2 separate regions of the Mus musculus genome follow, and region 1 is linked to region 2. The links are chromatin contacts, found by Hi-C in ENCODE. All regions are on one chromosome and are shown on one strand. The core of a region is the stretch at or near the end of the contact, and the rest is flanking DNA. Distances in the headings are between cores, read along the strand shown. Region 1 overlaps Stimate (STIM activating enhancer). Region 2 overlaps Rft1 (RFT1 homolog).

Evidence for each region. Hi-C counts contacts between places; a loop is a spot of excess contacts on that map.
Region 1: a map of heart shows a loop between it and region 2 (2.8-fold over the local background). The contact joins two enhancer-like sites. A Hi-C loop is called at or near these places in 3 of 37 maps with a recorded cell type or tissue (heart and v-Abl transformed pro-B cells).

Annotation. Positions count from the first base shown.
Region 1 is chr14:30,868,881-30,874,633 of GRCm38, forward strand. It overlaps Stimate (STIM activating enhancer), which reads left to right. Exons shown (of 8, transcript NM_028839.4): 5 at 1,871-1,983; 6 at 2,601-2,678; 7 at 3,670-3,819; 8 at 5,498-5,753. The coding sequence ends at 5,596. Among named protein-coding and RNA genes, the nearest start is that of Mustn1, 7.5 kb to the right of the region's middle. Within about 2 kb of position 1,896, at least 2 of the 3 ENCODE cell types and tissues checked have a DNase peak (open chromatin) inside an H3K27ac peak, as active enhancers do.
Region 2 is chr14:30,667,477-30,673,394 of GRCm38, forward strand. All of the region lies in intron 6 of Rft1 (RFT1 homolog), which reads left to right. Among named protein-coding and RNA genes, the nearest start is that of Rft1, 16 kb to the left of the region's middle. Within about 2 kb of position 4,286, at least 1 of the 3 ENCODE cell types and tissues checked has a DNase peak (open chromatin) inside an H3K27ac peak, as active enhancers do.

The sequences.
Region 1 (5,753 bases), core at 646-3,145, 200 kb after region 2:
CGGAACAAACCATGTCCCTGAGGTTGCCCACTACATACAGTAGAAAACAGGGCACACTGGCATGCTTACTGACCGTATTTGTCCTCTAGACAGAACTTCAGGGAGCATTTGAAAGACTGTCAAGGGAACAGAAATAATCAAACAAACTGTCACATGTCCACTCAGTCCGCCTCCAGTGACCTGTGGCCTGGTACACCGAAAGCGAGGGTATATCAGCTAGACACGGGCACTTTTATCTCTCGTGGGTGGTTTTCAACATTTTTATTTTAGTATAAAACAACAACAGGCCGTGGAAGCTGCACTGTACAAACTGAGAAAGAAGAGGAAACTGATGTCTGTCTTCTCCGTTACTCACAGCCTCCGTTCTAGGCAATGGAGTGAGTGCACACTGAGCAAGTGAATGTCCTCACAACAGTGAACAAATGGTGTCCTTTGTCTGCTCTTTCCCAGATACCCCAGTCCTTCTCAGACACTTCCCAGTGGTACTTCCTAGATGGGGATCACTGTTCTTGCCTGGGAGTTGAGCAAGCAGTTTCCTCTCCTGTTCTCAGTAAGATCAGGTGGTTTACCAAAAGCATTGGGAAACTCCTGCTAGGCCTTGCCAGGAAGAGTGACTTCCAGGTGCTCCGCTGAGGCTTACATGCCCTGCCCTGGAGGTGGAGCAAAGGGTCAGGCCTTAGGTTAGGCACTCAGTGTGCTGCTGCATGCTTGCCGCCCTTCTCCTGCCATTGTCCAGAAGAGGAAGGGGCGTGTTCTGCTGGTGGTCCATTACAGCTGTGGAAAGGCATTCACCTGCCTCCACTGTGTTCGGCCTGCGGCCCCAGACAGGGATGCCGCCTACAGCATGGGTGCCTGGAGATGTCTCTCCGGACCAGGTCCTCTTCTCACGGCCTTCCTGAAATGTCACTTTGTTGCTGTTCTGGTCCGTGGAGTGCAGGTCACCCTGGCTGAGCTTTCAGGACAAGGCCCTGCCACCCTCTCCCACTCTGTGGAGGCCTGGCCTAAGATTCTGCGTGTCATTCGATCATTCTCTAGAGAGGCTGGTCCCACCCTTCAATGAGTCTGTTTCTGACGTACCCTAGAGGCACTGCAGGGTCCAGGTGGTCCCCATTTTGGACTGTTGGAGCCCTCCTGAGCACTTCTTAACCATACCCACTGACAGCCTGTGCTGTAGCCGCTGGCCTCAGGCCGTATCTGCCACATCCTGTCTTAAAGGCTTCGATCTCTTTCTCCTAGCCAAGGTGTTACATGGCCCCCCAAAATGAATTAGGTTGCTCCCAAATTTGTGTTTGGTTAATTCTATGAAAAAGCCCTGGGAACCATTAACTTGTGGTTCTTTTGCGTGAGTTTGTGGACTCTGAGGCTCTCTGGATCAGTCTGATGTACCCAGGGCTAAGAACCGCAGGGAGATTGGGGGATGGGGCGGCCGGAAGGAGGAAATGGACAAAGAAGTTGATTACTGCAGTTATAGGCACAGCGTCGGAGAAAAGGGGGTTAGCAGCAGTCGCTGGAAAAATCAACTGCAGATAAAATAGCACTCTTGCTTAACCCAGCTGCTGCTGCCAGTGGACAGAGCCAGCAGTGAGCGCTAAGTTTAGTTCCCCTTAACTCTATCCTAGAATTTTTTTTTTCCTAAGAAAAACATTCTGGTATGTCCAAATTAGGAATTCTGGCTTTATTCAGAGGGCTGCCTCTTTTAGAAATGAGGTGATTTGTAGAGCTTTAGAGACTCATAAAGTACCTTAGAGCCAGGGTTCTGGGATCCAGCTAGGGGCATGAGGGCTCGTAATGAGCTGCAAAGGGCTTGGGTGGTGGTGTTGTACTACTCAGATCCTGGTGTGTGTGGCTAAGCACCTGCCTGTCCCTGCAGGAGACCCTCTGCAGTGCGGGGCCTGGGTAGGACAGTGCGCCCTCTACATCGTGATCATGATCTTTGAAAAGTCCGTGGTCTTCATCGTCCTCCTCATACTCCAGTGGAAAAAGGTTTGCCTCCATCCCTGCTCCTGCGCTCTGTGCTAAGCCGAGTTAAACGACAGCCCCGTCATCCCCAGCCCTGGCATCCGCCCGGCCTGCTGGTTTCTGTTTTAGCTCCATGCGTGAGTCCTGGGTCTGGTCCGACGTAGCAGCTGATTATAAGAGCGTTAGTTTGTCATTCTTGTCCTTGGTGTTCGTGCACTTGGTGTAAACACACATCTTCTCTAGATGAAACCTGGGGATGTGTAAGCCTAATGGAGATCCAGCCCCCTCTGCTGTGTTGCTTGGTCTGCTCAGTCTGCAGACTTGGTAACTGTGAATGTGTCTCACTGGTAAATGTCCTTCACACTCGTGTCTGCTAGTTCAGCTGAAGCCACAAGCAGTTTCTGAGGTCTTTACTCTCCTACATGCTAATACCTGGGTAAGCCCATGGCCCTCGGGTCCACAGGGGAAGCTGCCCCAGAGCCAGTGGCCCAGAGCAGCTCTGACCCGTCCTTACCAACAGTCAGATCTAGGGTCTGTGCAGCCATGGGTGTGAGGGGCTGTTCCAGTGGCTCTTGGGAAGTGTCTGAGTCTCCTGTGTGCTGCCCCTGTGGTCTCCTCACTGTGTCTGTTTCTCTCTGCAGGTGGCCCTATTGAATCCAATTGAAAACCCCGACCTGAAGCTGGCCATCGTCATGCTGATAGTCCCCTTCTTTGTCAATGTCAGTGCCTTGTTGAGTGTCTTATCCTAGCTTGTACCCTGCCACTAAGGTTTCCTGTTCAACACTCTGAGTGTGACACAAAAGTCACCTTTACAGCCTCAGACAATCCTTTCTATCTGTGTAGCTAGTCCGTCCCCTAACCAGTATTGAACTTGGTAGGAGTCCTTCCTCAGAAATCAGGTATCCATTCTAGGGCCCCTATTTCAGGCAGAGGATCCTAGGAACTATGACTTGCCTTCCCTGATAGGCCACTTTGCTGAGAGATCCCAGCCTGTGGGTGAAGTGTGTGACTTCTAGAACAGGGTCAAAGCGTTCTCCAGGTATTTGCTATTGAGTATAGACCTCAGAGAAGCTCTTGAGCATAGTGGCCTCATGTGGAGAACCAGTGATGTAGAGCGCTAAAGGAATCGGGGGCTCCCTGAAGCAGCAGTGTCGCCACCTGTGAAGGACCCATGAGGCTCAAAACGGGCAGAGACTGGGGTTCTTGGCCCGAAACAGGCTGCCTGGTTTGTTTGTTTGTTGGGTGTTTTGGGTTTTTTTTTTTTTGGTTTTTGGGGTTTTTTTGTTTGTTTTTTGGTTTTGGGTTTGGTTTGGTTTGGTTTGGATTTTGGAGTCAGGGTCTCTCTACACAGCCCTGGCTGTCCTTGAACTCACTAGAGTAGACTATGCTGCCCTCAAACACAAATGAGTCTGTCTCTGCCTCCACAGTGCTGTGATGCAGGGTGTGCGTGCGGCACCATGCCTGCCTCTGGGCTGCCTGTCATTTAACCCAACAATAAACCCATAATTGACCACAGCAAGAATTACCCTGCTGTCCTCTGATCATAAAAGTACAGCAAGTGAAAGAGAGCCGCTGTTTCTCTTGGATGTTCTGGGAGACGTCAGGGCTGAGTGCGGCTTCTCTTTTGTCTGTGGAAGGGGTGGGTATGCAGCCTTCTGCTTGCTTTGTTCTGATTTATCCAGAGCGACCTACACCTTTCTCTTCCCACAGGCTTTCATGTTCTGGGTAGTGGACAATTTCCTCATGAGAAAGGGGAAGACGAAAGCTAAACTAGAAGAAAGAGGAGCCAACCAGGACTCAAGGAATGGGAGCAAGGTTCGCTACCGAAGGGCAGCATCCCATGAGGAGTCTGAGTCTGAGGTATGAGCCTGACTCTCCCCAAGGGCGTGGCCATTATACCTTGGGCTCTGGGGGTCTCTGCTCTTAAGTTTGTACCTGAATTCGCAGTGCCAGTCAGAGGGAAGGAAGAAGCTGAGCTAAAGAATAGCTCAGGTCGCTCAGAGCCTCATTAGCGTGAGCCCAACATCTGCTGTTACATGTGCTGTCTCAAGCCAAAAGGACGTAGTATGTAGATTTGCTATAGACCATTGCTGCGGCAGCGGTGGAGACAGCTAGGTAAGGTGAAATCTGCCTTACTCCAGGGGAGCGTTAAAGTACTTGGAGCCCTGTTCTTCATGAACAAGCAAGGGAAAAACTTATAAAATATAGGACTAGCTAAACCTCGCAGAGGTAACCTCGTCTCCCTCTCCCCGCTGGTGCCTGACATAAGGAAGGTGCATGAGGACAGATAGCACAGGGCTGGGAGTGTGTCCCTTGGGCAGCAGCATCCGTGACCTGGGCCTCAGTGTCTGCGGAAACTCCATAGTGCCAAGTGCTGGGCTGCCAGTGGGAGCTAGAGATGTGGCTGAGATTAGCCAGGCTTGTGGCACATGCACATGGCTTTACTCCTGCACTTGGAAAGTAAAGGCACTTAGATCTCTGTGAGTTCGGAGTCAACCTAGTCTACATAGCAAAGTCCAGGCCAGAAAGGGCTATATAGTGAGACCTTGTCTCCCCCAGCCACCCCCAGAGTGACTGAGATGGCTGCCACCCTGAGACTTGAGGATGAGGAAAAGCAAACGCACAGTTGGTTTACCACCATGTGTGCAGTACGTCTGACTGAGCATGCGCACCAGCCCTGGGGAACCCTGGGCAGGCTGGAGGAGTTTTAAATGATGAATAGATTAGAAAGCAAGCCCCAATTTTCTCCAAGTTTGTATCTGGTTATAGGGCTGTATTACATCCTAATAATTGGCCAACATTTGGCAAATGACAAAAAGCCATAAAGCAGAAACTACGCTTATAGGCATTCACAACCACATGGTCTGGTCTCTGATATTAAAGTGAAGTTCACATTGGCCAGAGCAGGGAGCCGTGAGCTATCAAGTGACTCTGTCCACAGGAAGGGTAGTGAGGCTGTTTGTCCCACCCCTCAAGTAGGAGTTCACATTCCCCAGCATGGCTAGGCTTTGGGCCCTTAAACCTTCATGCAGGCCATTCCGATCTTCCCGTGGTAAGCAGAGGTCTAAGGCCAGCAGCTGCGGCAGGAGTGAGCAAGTTTGTCCTCAGTGTCCTGGCTGCATGGAGGGGTAGAGCGCTTCCCTCTTCATCTTCATGACAGAGGTGGCTCAAGACAGCCCCTCTGAACCTACACTGCCTGACTGGTCCCTGGGATGACTCCAGTCCCTTTTGAAAGACACTGTGTATGTAAGGGGATTCCAGGACCCTGAGATTCCAGGCGCCTGCTTGGCTTTGATCAGCTTTGGGTCTGGCTGGAAGCCAAGTGAAGGCATTGATTGGGTAGGGGGTGGCAGATTAGGGGTGGTGACTTCAATGCTAGCTTCAACAGGCCAGCACATCTCGCTGTGGAAGAGGGGACTTCCCTCAACCCTCCTCTGAGGGTGTGGGAGACATGGGGCCTCCCACAGGGGCTGGGTTCCAAGGAGGACACAGCACAGAAGGCGCTGGAATCTCAGGCCTTGCCTCTTGACCGCCTCAGATCCTGATCTCAGCTGACGACGAGATGGAGGAGTCTGACGCCGAGGAGGACCTCCGGAGACCTGTGAAAAAGAAGCACCGCTTCGGGCTGCCTGTATGACACATTCCCACGCTGCGGGTGACAGTCCTGGGGCCCAGCCCTGCAGCAACAGCGTCTCTGCCCTCCTCTCTGCCCTCCTCTTCTACCTCTGCTCCTCCTGCTGTCTCTGCCCGCTCTCCACCCGCCCCAGACGACTGTGACTTAAAAGAGGGAAGAG
Region 2 (5,918 bases), core at 3,036-5,535:
TTCTGCCTCAGCCTCCTGAGTGCTGGTATGAAAGATAAGAAAGATAATGTCTGGCTTTGTTTTGTTTTGTTTTGATCTTGGAGTGGGGCAGCATTTCACATGACTACTTTCCCATCAGACCAAAGGAGAAAGCTGGATGCTGGCATGCAGGAGTGAAGCCTCATCATGTTCGACCCCTTTTCCCTCTCTGGCGGTTTGTCTTGCATTTCCCACTCTGATGGGGTCAGTGCTATTGCCAGCCTGGAACCAGAGCCTCTCAGGGGACAGGACACCACGTAGCTGCTTCATGCTGGGCTCCTGTCTTTTTCTCAGCACCTGTTTGCTGGTTTGTTGTTTGTTTCTTTGTAGTAGAAGGGTATCTGCTTCACTTCTCTTTTGTGATTACTTGAGAAGGTAGCAGATCTGTGGGAACAGAGGCTCTGAATTCATGGAGTCCTGTTACACAATGGTAAGGAAGGCCCAGGTATTAGATGTCAGAGCCTGCTGTGTTCTCACTTGTTAGCAAGGAGTGCTCCGTTCTCATCAGCTGGCTCTTAGCAGACCTTAACCCAGGACAGTTTTGGCCACCACTATGTCTCATTTGTGGGTGTAAATGGCTAGGATTCCAAATTAGAGGAGTCTCTCCCACACTAGGGTCTCCCAGTGCCCACTGTGACCTGACCAGCTTTTCATATTGACCAGCCTCTCTGTTCTCCAGCATGTTTTGGAAAGGAGTGTTTGTTGAGTTGTTAATAGTTTCTTTACATGCCCAGTAAGGGTGATAAGGACCTGTTCCTTATAAGGTTTTGAGGGCCTAATGAGATGGAGCCTGTATAGGCTTAACCGTGGCCTGGCACAAGTCGGTATCACCATCTGAAGCAAGGCTAACACCATTGGCAGTGGTGTGAGCACGTTACAGTTTAACTGAGAGTACCTGCACCTGTATCCTTGGGACAGCTGCCCCAATCCTGAAACGGCTGACTCCATGATTGGTGTGATTCAGGTTGCAGATAGCCAGGAAGGGACGTTTCTAGGCCTCAGAGAGTTTCCTCTTGATTTGGGAGGCAACAGGAGTAGAGCTGAAGCCTGCAGACTCTGGCTTTTTGTTTGTTTGGTTTTGTGTTTTTGCTTGTTTGTTCTTTTGCCTGGCCAAGTGCTACCTCTTGAGCTCAGACAGTCTTTTCTCATCGTCTGAGTTGGTTGGGACTGTAGACTGCAACTACAGACTCTATTTTTAAAGTGAAACCATTGGCTTCTATGGCTCATGTAACTCCTCTGAAGACGTCAGGAGCTCCGTGAAGCTGTTTGTATTTTGAAAAGAACCATGTAAGATGATCGTGATAGCACAGGCCTCTAAGCCCAGCTACTCTAGAAGCAGAGGCTGGTGGCTAAGAGTCCATGGAGTTCCTGGGCTGTCTGGGGAGCTCAGGACTGCCTGACAGCTTAGAAAGACTCTGCCCCAAGGTTAAAATCAGGAAAAAGTCTGAGGATATAGTAATGTCTGTAAGACCCTGCTCTCGTCTCCATTTTACAGATGCGAGAGCTGGTGCTCAGAGGAGTTAAGTGACTAAACCCCAAACCAGACAGCTTGTTTTGGATCCTCTTCCTTGTAATTGCTTTCTATGGACCATGTTAGGTCTGTGTGGTTAACCAGTCTTCCAAAAGAGTTGGGCTTATTGACCATGCTAGTTTTTTATTTACTTAAAGATTGGGAAGTTCCAGGTAGAAAACTTACTCAGGCTTGTTATTTCTAAAGGGGTAAAGAGAGGAAGGGGTCTTAGGCCAGGTGTAGTGGTGTGTGCATTTAATCCCAACATTTGGGAGGCAGGTAGATCTCTCTAAGTTCAAGGAGGACCAGCCTGGTCTGCATAGTGAGTCTCCACCCCCAAAACAACAACAAAACAAAGAACAAGAAGAGAATAGCCTGCATTCAGCTCTCCCACAAGCGGCATACCTGCGTGGCTCCTTGGAGCAGCTCCTCGGTAAAACTGCTTACAATCATCTGCAAGAAAGATCAGCTGGACCAAATGTTTCGGTTTCCTTTCCTAGTCTTTTAGAATTACGGGTTTTTTATAGGTATTCATTTGGATTTATAATAAGCTAATGGTACCTCAAATGATGACCACTGTTTATATTCTTTGGCATGTCTGAGTAACTTGAAATATTTAAGTAGAGCTGCAGCGTTCACCACAGCAAGCGTGTGTTCCACATGAGTCCATGCTGAATTGCTGTGGTGGAGACCCGAGACACTCGCCAACCACACTGCAAGACTGCGTTTAGTGCCATCAGAGCAGACGGTCAGGGTGGATGGAGAAGTCTGTCTGGGATCTTTTAGGAAGGCTTCCTAGAGGAAGCTGCCTTTGAGCTGGAGCTGAACATGGGTGGGCAGAAGTGAACAGTGATGTGTGGTGATGCATGGAGCCACAGGAAGGAAACAGATGTGCTCAGGCCTGCTCTGTGCCCCTTGCTGGGTTGGGATTGAAATATGGGGATAGTGGGGGGATTGAGTAGACCAGTCAAGGAGAGGAAAAGAAGGGTGGGTGGAGCTTATGAAGGGAGGTGGACATGGCATGTGGCTCTCAGCAAGTGGCAATGACTTCAGTAGAGTGGAGTGTGAACTTGTTGGAGCAGTAGAACTTACAGGTGGTTTGGTTTGCTTTTAGAATGCAAAAAGATTTGCCATTTTTAATTTTTAAAAATTAAATTTGTTCTTCAACAATTTTGTACATGTATAGTACTTTACTGAAAGGCTTTCCCTGTCCCAGGTTCCTACTACCCTCGTCCACCCTGCCATTTCCTACAGACCTCTTTCTCATTTCATGACTCAAATGGCCACATTCTCAGTCCCAACCCTGAGTGCCCCGTCCACCCTGGGTGTCTGCTCCAAGGACACCAAATGATGCAGTGTGGTTGGCGAGTGTCTCAGGTCTCCACCACAGCAATTCGGCATGGACTCACACTGAAGACACGCTGGCTCTGGTGGACTCCGCAGCTTCATTTTATTTTGTGACTCACTGAGTTTAGCAGGGGTGAGGGCAGGGGCTTCTGTGTGGCTGTGGGTTTGGAGTTATCATTGGAACCAGGTGGGCATATGATTGCAGACAATGGTTCTCCTTCTCCCAGAATCTAACAGGGCCTAAGGTAAGCCAAGCTAGCCTTTAACTATGTAGCTGAGGATGCCCTTGAACTTATGAATCTCTTGTCCCTACTTCCTGAGTGCTGGGTTACAAGCCTGGGCTGTCACACACATCTGAAGGTTTTGAATGGTGCCATGTAGAGGAGCCTCGTGGTATCTTGTTTTTCTGTCATTCAGTCCCCTACCAGCTCCATCAAATAGGATTTGTCTCTTTTAAGACAGGGTCTCACCATGGAGCTGGCTAGGCTCTTAGTCCCTCCTGCTTCAGAGTTTGAGCGCTCTTACTACAGGCATGTGTCACCATGTCTAGGGGATCTTAAATATGAGGTATAATGTAATCTCATTTTGCAGATGATAAACCAAGACTTAGCAAAGTTAACTATCTTGCCTATGGCCGTTGGGCTAAGTCAAGAAGCAGTTTAAGCCCTAGACTCTAAGCTTGATGCCAAAGTCTAAACCTACAGTAAAAGGACGCACTAGGCAAGTTGTAAGTGAGACATCTCTGTGGGAGACACGAAGTGATGAGGATGGTCCTGAGGTGGGCAAGTCTGGGGCCATCGGTGGCCTGTAAGGACTGGGGTAGGAAGAGAAAGGGGGAAGGAGAGTGCTGTATGGGTGGTGGAGGCGATGGGCTGTGGCCTCCACTTCTCAATGACTTGTCAGTGTGGGAGGCACACGGCTGATCATCCTGAGTCACAGAGTTTGGGAAGGGAATGGTGACTCAGCAGGATGAGCCTGGTTCCTTCTCAGCCTTCCCTACAGTTACTGCCGATCCATCACCTTTCACCTCCCAAGCCTCAGTGTTCCCGTTAAGCACAGTAAGGCTCTAGAAGGTCTGCTTAGGAACAGGGTGCAATCGCACCAACCCAGCTTTGTAAACCAGTCTCCTTCACCATCCCAGCAAGACCCCTTCTGAATAGAAGGGTACAAGTCCCCAGAAGTTGCTTCTTTTCTACCCGTCAGTGGCCTGAGAACCAGAGCCCCAAAGTGGACTTCCTGTGAATGTGTCCTTAATGAGCACTTCGGCTGTTGTAAGCAGTGTGGCCATCGACACTGAAGCATTAGGAGAGGAAGTCCTTTTATAAGCTTCCAGATTAGAGTCGCTCTCCCAAGGACTTTCTCTTTAGAAAGCTGAATTATTTCCCCAAACACATTTACTACTTACTGGCAGGCAGGCAGGCAGGCAGGCTTCAATAGGAGCATAATGGAGTCTGGGCAACTGGCTCAGACCTCTAATCCCAGCAATGAGTGCGAGGAGGAAGAATACTTGCAGATTTTTGCGGCCTGCCAGGGCTACCTAAGTGAGACTGTCTTGGCGAGACACACACACACACACACACACACACACACACACACACACACACACACACACACACACGACCCCAGAGCCAGTGGGCGGCAAATTTCAACTTTTCATTTCCTTTGAAAACAGCACAGATCCCTCAGGGGACTGTGCCAGTACAGGGGGATGTGAAAGAGATCTATCTATGCCTTCACTTCTCCAGAGCGGCCCAGGGACAGATCTGTCTGAGTATTCCTGGTCCACAGTGCCCTCTTGTGGTGATGTCTGGCAGCTCTTGTTCTGGGGAAAAGCAATGGTTGGGCAGTGTTAAGCTCAATGTCTTCTGCCTGGAGAAGGCTTACTTCAGGGCTAGAGATGCCTTGGCACCTGCTCAGAGCTCACTGACTTCCCGCAGACAGTGCAGTCTGGGAGGACTCAGGCCTGCATTCTTCTAGTCTATAAGAAAAGAGAAGAGGAGTCAGGGCTGAGAGGAGCCCTGCGTTCTCAGAGGTGCTCAGGTCGTCTAACCTGAGCTGCATGTGACTGTGAGCATTTTGGAATAATTAGAATTGAGGCGATAGTAAGGTTAGAATACACACTGCAGTTTAAAGGTTAGAGTAGAAAAAGTAACGTGAAATGCTGCCTAATTCTTCATATTCAGCACACGGCAAAAGTGGTATTTTGAGTTAGTATACTAACACTGGGAAGCAGGATGTGATGGTGTGCCTATAATTCTAGCACTAGGTAGGTGTGCAGGCGGATCAGGAGTTCAGCGTTATCCTCAGCTTAGCTGCAGACTGAGTTCAAGGCCACATGGGCCACATAAGACCCTACCTTAAAAATAGGAACAGGCTAGCTCATCTGTTAAGGTTTTTGCCTGGTTTCAATTTCCAGCATCCTATGAACCAGGTATGGTAGTGTGGACTGTGATCCTAGCACTGGGAGCTTGAGGCAAGAGGATAGGGTGTTCAAAGTCATCCTTAGCAAATCAAGTGGCTCAGCTGGTAAAGTTGCTCTTGCCAAACAAACTTGGTAACCTGAATTCAAACCCTGAAATCCATGTAAACAGAGGAGGAAAAAACTGGTTCTACAAAGGTGTCCCCTGACCGCCACACAGGTACTGTGGCATGCATACCTACCTGCCTGTATTGTGTGCACACACATACACACACACACACACACACACACACACACCATTTTGTTTTGTTTTAGCCAGACTTTTAGCTACTTTATAGGCTCTTATTTCTATCACCCTTCTCTCCCCTTATCCCTTCCAACCCCCAACACTAAGTTGTAGAGGAAGGCTAGAGAGGAGAGGGAGCATCGGTATTGTTAGACGACCTCCTGTTGTTTAGGGTGTCAAGGTCCTTGGGCAATTTGGATGTTTGTCAGAATATCTCCAGCCAGCAGCAGAGGAGTAGTGGCTGCCTTACCTGTCTCAGGGATCTAGCGTTTTTATATTCTCTCAAGAGCCTTCAGCATCCTGTCATATACTTGCAGAAACTATCTGCAGTTGGCAGG